Regions from separate parts of the Homo sapiens genome. Here region 2 is linked to region 1. A link is an interaction called in ENCODE POLR2A ChIA-PET data of the cell type or tissue named here. Cell type or tissue: PC-9. All regions are shown on one strand. Links, peaks and the distances in the headings refer to the core of each region. The heading gives the core; the rest is flanking DNA.

Region 1 (5,379 bases), core at 51-5,050:
GCCACAGAAAGTGACAGCACAAGAAGCAATTAGATAAACAGACAAAAACCCCTGTGAAAAAAACACGAAGAGTACTAGATTATGCACCAGCACTATGCCAAATACTTAACAGGTATCATCTCCTCTAATCTACACCACAATCCGTACACTATCATCCCTTTTTACAGATGAATAAACTGAGGTCTATCACTTGCCCAGAATCACACAGCTAGAGTGCCTGAATACAGGACCCAATCTCTTTAATACCTCAGCTTGGTGCAGGCATAGGAGTGGCAGTGGAAGGGCCGCTACCCTCTGTGTCCCTCCTGACGTTATACTGGAGCCACGTGACAACTTCGGTAAAGCTCAAATGCCCACAGCCCTAGGGATGCAGCCTCCCTTCTCCAACCCCAGCATGATAACAAGGAAAGCAGGTTTACCTCAAGGCCACCCCAAAGACAAATAATGAGTCTAAAAATATCTCCCCAGCGTGTTCTACTCATGGTCAGAAATTCCTTTCCCAGGAGGGAGCCTTGTGTGGGAGAGGGAACAGCCGACCACGAATCAGAGGGCTTGACCTCTTCCAAGCCCTGAGGCCCGAGATGTGACAACACTGAACAGCGTCTTACTTGGATTTCATGCTTCTTCTCTAGTCACTCCTTTTAATACTGAGTACATGTTGGGTATAAAATACAACCAGAACAGCCTGAGCTCCGGCTGAGAGGGAGCCCTTACAGCTGTGCTGGCATCCATGAGTGTCTTGGGTGACTGCCTATCCACACGCTGGGAGCGGCTGGAGAAAGTACAGAAAGAACATGCCAAGGAAGTTTTTTGTCACCAGGGGCTGCCCTGAGAGAAGGGTCATACCTGGGTGCCACTGCCTCGCATGATGTCCTCAGGGATGGCATAGATCTGATTCTCCATCTCCACCTTCTGGAGCCCATTGTCCGTTACTTTCACCCAAAGCACACGGAAGTTGGTCCCTCCAAGATCCAGAGCCAGGAACTCTCCGTGTTCTGCAGAGAAAGGAAGGGCCACTATTAATTTTGGGCAAAATTCTTCCAGGAACCAACCGAGACTTAAAACTCCAAGTCCCTCCAGGAATATCTGTGGGTAAGGGGCGGCCAGTGGGATTCACTCCTCTACAGACATTACATATAGTCTAATTTCATGCTATACACCTTTACATTATTATTTTTTTAATTCTCAGAGCTTTATTAAAACTGGAAACTCACAGGGCTGTTTTTTTTTTAATCCCTCACTCCCTTCCCATCCTTTCCTCTGAGTCTCCAAAGTCAATTGTATTATTCTTATGCTTTTGCATCCTCATAGCTTAGTTCCCAATTATGAGTGAGAACATATGATGTTTGGTTTTCCATTCCAGAGTTACTTCACTTAGAATAATGGTCTCCAATCCCATCCAGGTTGCTACGAATGCCATTAATTTGTTCCTTTTTATGGCTAAGTAGTATTCTGTCGCATATACATTACTTTTATAATTCAATCAACAATATAAGACAGTTTCGCATCCAACGATGTGCTCACCCCCTCCTGAGAGCCGACTACCTCCTCAGTGCTTTCAGCAAGCCCCATGCCAGGGGTGCATGCCTCCATCCTGTTCCTCATACCCCCAGAACACCAAATTGCAAGCACGGTATTAAATTTACTTTCTAATGTTTGCATATTATGTTTGCATATTGCAATTGCAGTACTAAATTTACTTTCTAATGTTTGCATATTATGAGGGCCATGTCCTGCAGCAAGACCAGAGGGGTCATGTGATGGAGTGGAATGAGGACCAACACATTGAGGCCTGGTGAATAAGGCAAGCAGGTGCCCCCTCAAAGGATCTCAGGCTTATCAGAATGCAAGAGAATGCTGACCCCAGAGCATGTATGTACGACAAGAGTCAGGCCACTGAAGCAACAGAAAAGCTGTGGGGGAGCAGGAAAGAGGATGAGTGAGACTCCAGAAAGGAGCCACAGACACAGATGGGTGAAGACTGTCATGTGTCACTGGGAAGGTGCAGTTCCTACCCTCCAGGAAACAGCAGTGTAGACAGGAAACATCCAGATCCTGGGTGATAATACCACCGACTATGGGGAAGGGCCCCATTGTGTGGCACAGAATGAAAGTGCTGAAGAGGCGCGGAACCTGCAGCAGGGCAGGGGCTGGCGGAGCAGGCAAGGCGCATCCGCAGGTGACTGCCCCAACTGCGAGCAGCACCGCCAGTCTTCTGCTGCCCTGCCACAACCTTCTCAAAGGATACAAGGATACAAGGCAATTTCCTGGGGGGTTCACTTATTGGCATGTTTGTCAACACTCAACCCCTTTCCTGGTGGGAGAACAGCACTGAAGTGAAGCGGAATGGGTCAGAGGTCAGGGAGATGCTCTGACTCAATAACCCAAGAATGTTTGTTTTACACCCAGGTGCACTCAGCACCTCCAGCACTTAGGCCCTGAGAAAAGTCACATCTGACCAGCTCCCTGAGAACACCACCCACAGTCCCTAGGGTCCCAAGAGGGAAAACGGTAGACATCATCCACCAGAGACCACACAACCAGAAGTGTGTCAGGCGATGTGACACACGGAGACTGGCTCTGGAGCCCACATCACCTGCTCCAGAACCCCGGCCACTATTTAGCAGAGGCAAGTTCCTGAGCCTCTGAGCCTCAGCTGCTTCATCTCTAAAATGGGAACATTGCATCTCATTGGGTTGCTGTGAGGGGAAAAATTAGACACACAAGTGTGGTGCAGGACCAAGAACTCAGGACACACTCAGTAAGTACTAGGTACTCTCTCTCCGGGCTCTAGGCAGACCCTGTCCCACAGCCTCACTTGACTCTTCCAGGCCAACGAAAGCAGAAGGGATTGCAGAAACCTGTCCAAGAAAAGTCACTGGAATTGGCTCCAGTGACGGCAGCATTCCTCCTTAGGGGCACTAATTTTCCATTTCCTGCCCAGTGACTAGAGGTGGCCCCACCACTAGCTACAGCTGCGGGCTAGCTACAGCAACATCGCCCTCATCTGGGGTTAGCCTGCCTGCCTCATGGCCATGGGTGGCTTTTCCAGACACTCCAGCTCTGAGCCTTCCCTGGTAGTGGGAACTCAGCCAAATTCTAGGAAACACAACGTGGTGGCTGTCATGAGGGATGAAAGGGATATCAAAGATGAAATGCCTCATCAGCACTCTCAAGTCCAGGATACACGCGATCCGCTGAATCAGTGACCACAGGGGACCGAGGTGGCGAGGCTGCCCCTGGTGGGTCATCATCCGAGGCCAGCCCAGCTGGACTCAGAGGCCACAGCTCCACCAAGAACGGGTGGTGTGCAGGATTTTCTGATGGACTGAAGGGAAAACACAAATAATAAAGTATTGCTGATGAACCTGTTCCCAGGAAGGAGGTCCTCTCTTGCTTTGCTTACAGGACTCCTCTGGAACACACATTCCCTGACACCCCTCCTCCCTGCAGCCCTCCTCCACACACATAGGAAGCCACAACCACCATAGCCAATGACTGCATTCCTTCCAAGTCCGGAATCTGAGGCAGGCCTAGCACTGTGACTCGGCAATCCTGAGACGGGCCCTCTCGTAACGCCCACGCATGGTTACGTGCCCATGCCAGAGCAGTGGTTAGGCACTGGACCTTAGACAGGTAGGCAGGCCTCATTTTGAATTCCAGCTCAGCAGCTTCACTACCTGTGTGGTGTGGGCACATCACAGGGCTCTCTGAGCATGTCACCTCACCTGTAGAACAGGATTCATAATGCTGACATCTCCCAGCGGTTGTGATGCTTACGTGAAACATGGACTATGTTGTATGTGAACATATAGAAACACACAGGCTGGGTGTGGTGGCTCATGCTTGTATTCCCAGCACTTTGGGAGGCCAAGGCGGGCAGATTACTTGAGGTCTGGAGTTTGAGACCAGCCTGGTCAACATGGTGAAACCCTGTCTCTACTAATAATACAAAAATTTGCCGGGCATGGTGGCGTAGCCCTGTAATCCCAGTTACTTGGGAGGCTGAGGCAAGAGAATCACTAGAACCCAGGAAGTGGAGGTTGCAGTGAACTGAGATCTCGCCACTGTACCCCAGCCTGGGCAATAGAGCCAGACTCTGTCTCAAAAAAAAAACAAACAAATGACAACAACAACAAAGAAGAAACACAGTAAATTATTCCTCCGTTAATAGATCCTATCAAGGTACTTGTTCCCTTTCTCCCTGTCAAGGCCATGGAGGTTTGTGGCATGCTCTGGTGTCCAGTAAGGCAGGACAGAGGTTTGGTATAACTATAAGTTGGCATTAATTTGTGGGTGCCAAAAAATGGCATGTCCAGAGTAGCTACAACATAGGGCTCACGTGACATGGCTATAAACGCACAGCAAATACCATTGCCAAGGACTTTCTTTCGTTCTTAAGAAGGTCAGATCTGTTTCCAAAAGGGCTCTAGTGGCTCTAGTGGCACTGTGGAGGGCTGGGATAGCACAAGGAAGCAGCTCAAGGGCTGCTGCCACAGTTGAGCTGAGCAGCAGTGAGGGCATGAGCTCCAGGGCCATGTAGGGTGGCCAACCATCCCAGTTTGCCCAGGATGGAGGGGTTTCCTATGACATGGGACTTTCAATGCCAAAACTGGGAGAGGCTCAGGCAAATCAGAACACTGGACTGTATTTGATCCAACCTTAGAGCCTCTGGCTCTTCCTTGTCACTCAATGCCTGAGGCATGCAGCCGTAAACTTGGAGGTGGGTCAAAGTCACAAACGCATACTTTCACATTCAGTTCCTGAACCAGCCCTATATTTATAACTTAATGCCCCTAAAGGGACCTGCCCTTTCTGCCCTACAATATCATTTCCAGTGGCCCCAGGTAACTGCACTGAACATTCCAATCATCCTCTATGGGGTGACTCTGGGTTGAGGGGATCTTGTTTTTTTCCTTTAGTTTTCAAGCACCTGCTAGCACACAACAGTGGACTGCTCTGAGAATGTATGGCATATACTCCAAATGAAACGAGGACCGAAAAGATACATCTCCAAGTCCTAAGCAGGTAATGTAGCAAGACACAGGTCTCAAGGCACGTATTTTCCATGTACCCGGAATCGCCATGATCACTACCACACCTGGCAGCCTCTTTTTAAACCCCAGGATTCCAATTACTCCATTACAATGCAATGCCGGCCACCATTCAAGAGCTCAGCCATACAGAAGTATTCAATACTCCGTGTCATTAAAGGCACTGAATCACAGTTAACGCTGGTGTCTGGTACAGACTAGGAATGGAGTGATCTGATCTTCTACATCATTTGTTTTCAAACCATTTTAAGCAACAGAATGCTTATTTCCAAATAAAATTGGTGGGCCAAATGCCACAACGTAAAATAGAGAAAAACAGAGCTGC
Region 2 (5,379 bases), core at 63-5,062, 180 kb before region 1:
GCACACTGAAGAAACATGATTGGCAGAGAGTCCTCCTTCAGTTAACAGGCTACTCGAGGGGAAGGACTGAATCTTGATATGTGTTTTTACCACCCAGTAACTAGCACAGTGCTGTGCACATAGTAAACACTTGGTGAATGCGTTTTGTTGAGGTAGAATTGACTCAAAGTCTGCTGACCCCATGTGAGGGGAGACAGCATAGTTCAGGGCCACCCCCAGTAAAGACGTATTTCACATAAAGATTGTTCCAGTGTTGGATTTTTTTTTTCTAGTCTTGGATTTGACCTTGTTGACTGACCCTTAAGCCTTTTTGGCCTCAGCATCTCCAGCTGTCATTGAATTTTAAAAACAATAACAGAATCACGCTTGGGTATGTCCATGTGTTAACAAGCTGATGCAGTGGTGGGCAGCCCTCTGAGCAGGCCGTCCCAAAGGGTCACCTCTTCATCTGCTCGCTCTCCAGGTTCCGTCTGGGCTTCAAGCATGCCTTCCGGTGCTGCCCCTTCATCAGCGCCGGCGACTATGAGGGGCTGGAAATGAAATCCACCCGGTATCTCCAGACCCAGGGCAGTGTGTACAAAGTCAGCCGCCTGGAGACCACCATCTCCACAGTGGTGGGGGCCCACGAGGAGGAGCCAGAGGACGGCCCCAAGGCCACACCCTCGTCCCTGGACCTGACCTCCAACTGCTCTTCACGAAGTGACTCCAAGACCATGACAGAGAGCTTCAGCTTCTCCTCCAATGTGCTCTCCTAGGCCACAGGGCCTTTGGCAGGTGCAGCCCCCACTGCCTTTGACCTGCCTCCCTTCATGCATGGAAATTCCCTTCATCTGGAACCATCAGAAACACCCTCACACTGGGACTTGCAAAAAGGGTCAGTATGGGTTAGGGAAAACATTCCATCCTTGAGTCAAAAAATCTCAATTCTTCCCTATCTTTGCCACCCTCATGCTGTGTGACTCAAACCAAATCACTGAACTTTGCTGAGCCTGTAAAATAAAAGGTCGGACCAGCTTTTCCCAAAAGCCCATTCATTCCATTCTGGAAGTGACTTTGGCTGCATGCGAGTGCTCATTTCAGGATGAATTCTGCAGCACAGCTGCGGACCCGGAAGACTCATTTTCCTGGAGCCCCGTGTTACTTCAATAAAGTTATCTCAGATTAGCCTCCTGCAGCTGGAGGCTCCTATCACCCCAGCCTACGCTTGACAGGGTGAACAAAAGAAGGCACCACATAACATCTAAATGAAAAATTTAGCCCTGTCTTCTAAGCATCTGTGAAAAGAAACATATGTATTCCCCTTTTTGGCATCTCAGTATTTCAGTACATTTATACATCATGAGATTGAGAACCTCGGGCTTCCACATTATGTCCCCGGTGACTGTCCTGAGCAGCCGACGCAAGCAGAATATGTCCACTGATACCTGCTAGTTCTCTTACAGACCAGGAATTGGGAGACTTGCACTACATTTAATGTGTAGTTGACCCTCTTTTCCTACTTGTAAACAAGGGGACTGAACTAGATAATCTAAGTGTTCCTTCGAATCTTAACATCCCGTGGTTCAAGGATTGTATGAGTTTTTTGTTTGTTTTACAAAAAAAAACAAAACGAAGAATAAAAGAATAGAAAAGAATAGGAGCAGTGAGTCTTGTAACTAATACCCAGTTCCTGGAGATGTAGCAACTGCTAAGGCCATCTGTAACTATCCATCTCAGACATTCTCCGATTTATCTTAAAATCCTGAGTACATTCCTTCTCATGGAAGGTTTTGGCTTTTGACAGAGCAGAGGACTTCATGCCAAGGCCTGCATCCATCCAGCTTTAGCAGGCAGAATTTCATAGCTGCAGAACACTGTCAGAGAAGACAAATGTGGGCTCCCTGCTTTAACCTTTTGGGTATTTTAGGGTGGGGGCCCTAACCTTCATTCTTAGTTTTACACTAGCATCGTGCTCATATGTGCGACAAGCAAGAAGGCTGCACTTTGCAGCTGCACTTCTGGGAAGAGGGCATCTTGCATCTTCCCTTCAGACTCTCTGAATGTCTCCTCCCTGCTCCATGGCTTTGCCAGCTTCCTGTCTCTAAGGGGTAGAATGACTCATCAACCCTAAAGGACAGTCAGTCTTCCAAGAGCCATGAACTGAATGCTTTATATCCTAATTTAGATTTAGAGTTTCCAGAAGGTGAGCATGCAGTTTTGTTTTGTTTTTTTTTCTGTCTCCCAAATCTGTGTTTTTTCCAGATATGGCTGGAAGCAGAAGCTTCATGTAACATCCATGAATGTCCTCCTGGTAGTTTGCATAATGGATGCACATGTGCCGCATCCATAACATTAAGGGGAGAATAATGCATGGTTTACAGCCTTTGCCAGCCCTGCTGGCTCTAATTCTACCAGGGCATCCACAGGCCTGGGGGAAGAAGAAACAGTATAAGCCAGAAAACCTCAAGAACTACATTCTCTAAAGCAGCATGGAAAGTTTTAAATAAACTAAGTGAAGCCAGATCATTGCAGATATATAAATGGAAGACAAAATTTAGAAGCAACAAAAGTTAGTGCCCTAAGCATTAGTCATACTTCCAATAGAGAATCTTGCTGTGTATGGATTACTCACTTTGGAAGAATGTAAAGAGCTAACATGATTATGAGAAGTACCTGAGAAGATGGTGTCAAGAAGTTGGGGACACCCCATCTATGGAAGAGAAGGTTAGAGTTGAGCTCAACGAGGATTAACTGAGTGCCTCCTCTGGACTTTGCCCTGAACTGGGAACACACAGCCCCTGCAGCTCTTGAAGAGCCTACCTTATTGGCCATCACTAACTAACTCACCAGTCCTAGTGAGTCTAAGCTGCCCAGCAGTCTTGGAGGCATCTGAGAGGACAGATTCTCCACAGAATTCTAAAAACCCACACTCAACATGGGCAGTCAAGCCAAAGACTGGGACCTTTGGAGAGCCTCTGGAATGAGAGTTCTCTGGGGTACTTCCAAAGGGAGCTGGCAGTCAGTCCAGGGGACCTAAAGGAATTTGGTTGAACAGTATCATCTCTGTGCATAGTAAGAGGGAATGTTGGGTGGTCCGGGCAGTTTCCAATATGGCAAAGCATCTGCTTGGACAGTGCCAGCAAGCCTTCCTCTGACCCAGTCTCCAATGTCCACTAACTTATAAAAATGTCATCAACTCCCACATGTAAGAAACACCATGATTTGTACTGTGCATGGGTCACATTCTTATTCTAGAAATGCATCACCCTGTGTTTATCCAAGTGTGTTTACTTGGTGTAATGTCCAGTAGTAATAGAATATGAAATATCAAGGAACCATCTTTGTTACGTGACTTCCAAAATGTGAGATCTCATTGCTGTCACTGTGATATTTGTATTGTGTGAATCTCTTCCTCCTCTTCCTCCTCATGCTTTCTCAGGGAGGAGCCCTGATGTATATCATGAACTCACAGTTCCTAGACCACAGTAATTGAGGGGCGGTGGGGGGGCCTTTATCGGAGAAGCTAGAGAACAAGAGTCCTTCTCCTCCTTATCCCCCAACAGGACACTAAGAGACAAGGACTGAGTGGAATCCTGGAGAAAGGGGACTCAGGAACTGACCTCATTGGCCTGATTTGTGAGGAGAGGAGTATAAGTGGAGAGGGGCCATTCCTGAGGTTTCCGTGTTTTCCAGCCTGGTCTCCTGGAAAGAATCTTTATACAGAAATAAAGTATGTGTTTCACTCTCTCGTGCCTCTGTCTCTTCTCTAGGGGTCCTAAACATCCTATAGGATGCTAAATGGGATGGTACTAGAAACCCTAATAACTTGCATAGCTAGAAGGATGGAATCAATGTTCAGTAAACTCTTAACTCTGTGATGAAATGGGTTGGGAAGATGTGGGAACAGTTCCCAGGTTGAGATCTGGGAAGGGAGGTGGGATTATGCGAAATGACAGTGATGTTGCCTATGAATAAAGCTGTGTCAGGATGCAGACACAACAGAGTTATAAGCACAAGAGTTTTCGTAGGACAGGAGGTTGGGGGGAATAACATCTGAGAAAGACAAAGGGGAAAGAAAGCAGAAGTACTCAGGGACAGCCTTCAAACCACCATGCCAATCTGACACCTGGGAAAAAAGGGGTGGTTAGGAAGAGCCTCAGACTGTGGTGCAGCTCCCAGCCCAACACGTGCAAAGATTGCCCAGAGAGACATTGCACGTTAACAGAATGGCCAGGCCTGATGCCCTGCCGTGCTCAGCCGCTGGCTGGGGCTCTCTAGGGAAAGTGTTCTGTGTTTGAACACCATGGTGGATGCTGAAGCCCTGCAGCTGGAGGCTGTCAGCCAAGTGCCCTGCCATTCTTCCTCAAAGAGGGATCTGAGCCATGTACCTCCACAACTACCACCCAAGCTTTGATCCAGCCCCCTGTGTTTGAAAACACAAGACAGGAAACCTGTGGCAGGCTTTGAAACATCAGTGATAATCCCTGTGAGCCCTGGCAGTCTGCCTCCTACACCTTGGGTTGCCTATCCTCTGTGCCACCTCACCCCTAGCAGCTCCATCAAAAGAACAATAAGCAGCTGGTAACAGAATTGTAGTGGCAACAACTGCAAAGGCACTGAAAGAGGGAATTTTGAGAAGATAGACTATCCAACACAGTTAGTATCAGAAACAAGTAATAAAGATGTTTTATTTAAATTGAGGCATCTTCAATAGGGGTATGTGGATAAGCTTTAAGGAATCCACAAGTCCCCTCCAAGATCCCCACAAATCATATGTCAAACATTGTGTGTGTTTAATAAGAGGTGCAATTAAAGCTGAATCTTCTCAAAAGAAATCATTCACCCTCTGCTCCCCAGGAGGAGGAGACAATTTAAATTGTTTATAAAAGAGTGGCAAGGAACTGGAGACTTTCAGAGCGGTGAGAGGCAGATGAGCCCCGAGAGAACCAGAATGGTTGCTGGGAAGCTAGAAACAGCTTTGGAATAAAATCATAGCTCACCTCAGATACTCAGATGAGTTAAAGCTGTAGAATGTCATTTAAAATATTTGTGGCAGTAAAAACGCCAAATTCATGATGAAGGGGTATGCTCACTCTTCACTTGTTAGCTGAGGGAAGACTACGAATTGAAGAAATTATAAATCAAGAAATAACACAGGATGCGGAGTGCAGACATTCCCGTGCAGAGGCAAAGTCGTTTTCACTTATTCCTAGGCATGTGTGGCCTGCCTGCACAATGAAAGTGCTCAGCGCTGGGCACCACAACTGGCTTTAGTAATACTCTCTAATGGAGCTCCTGAGCTCAGAATCCAAGAGCAGTATTTCAGTCATGGCTCCCAGCACAGTGGGTATGGTGGGGACACACCAAGTATGTTCTTCTCCTTCATCTTCAAAGGTGAAA

What was found. ChIA-PET counts read pairs that join two places held together with the same protein. Peaks named below come from ENCODE experiments on the same cell type or tissue, not always from the same donor. Only the 100,000 strongest peaks of a DNase experiment are listed, where the experiment ranks them.
Region 2: POLR2A ChIA-PET joins it to region 1 with 7 read pairs; 1 of 35 experiments calls an interaction of 5 or more read pairs at or near these places.

Annotation. Positions count from the first base shown.
Region 1 is chr2:74,863,252-74,868,630 of GRCh38, reverse strand. HK2 (hexokinase 2) reads right to left here. Exons shown (of 18, transcript NM_000189.5): 3 at 847-995. Among named protein-coding and RNA genes, the nearest start is that of HK2, 32 kb to the right of the region's middle. In PC-9, for the core only: no CTCF peak of the experiment used is centred there; DNase peaks (open chromatin) are centred at 480, 2,360, 3,550, 4,650 and 1 weaker place; H3K4me3 peaks cover 1,019 bases; H3K27ac peaks cover 5,000 bases.
Region 2 is chr2:75,044,808-75,050,186 of GRCh38, reverse strand. It overlaps TACR1 (tachykinin receptor 1), which reads left to right. Exons shown (of 5, transcript NM_001058.4): 5 at 464-3,724. The coding sequence ends at 755. Among named protein-coding and RNA genes, the nearest start is that of MIR5000, 43 kb to the left of the region's middle. In PC-9, for the core only: no CTCF peak of the experiment used is centred there; DNase peaks (open chromatin) are centred at 2,066 and 2,586.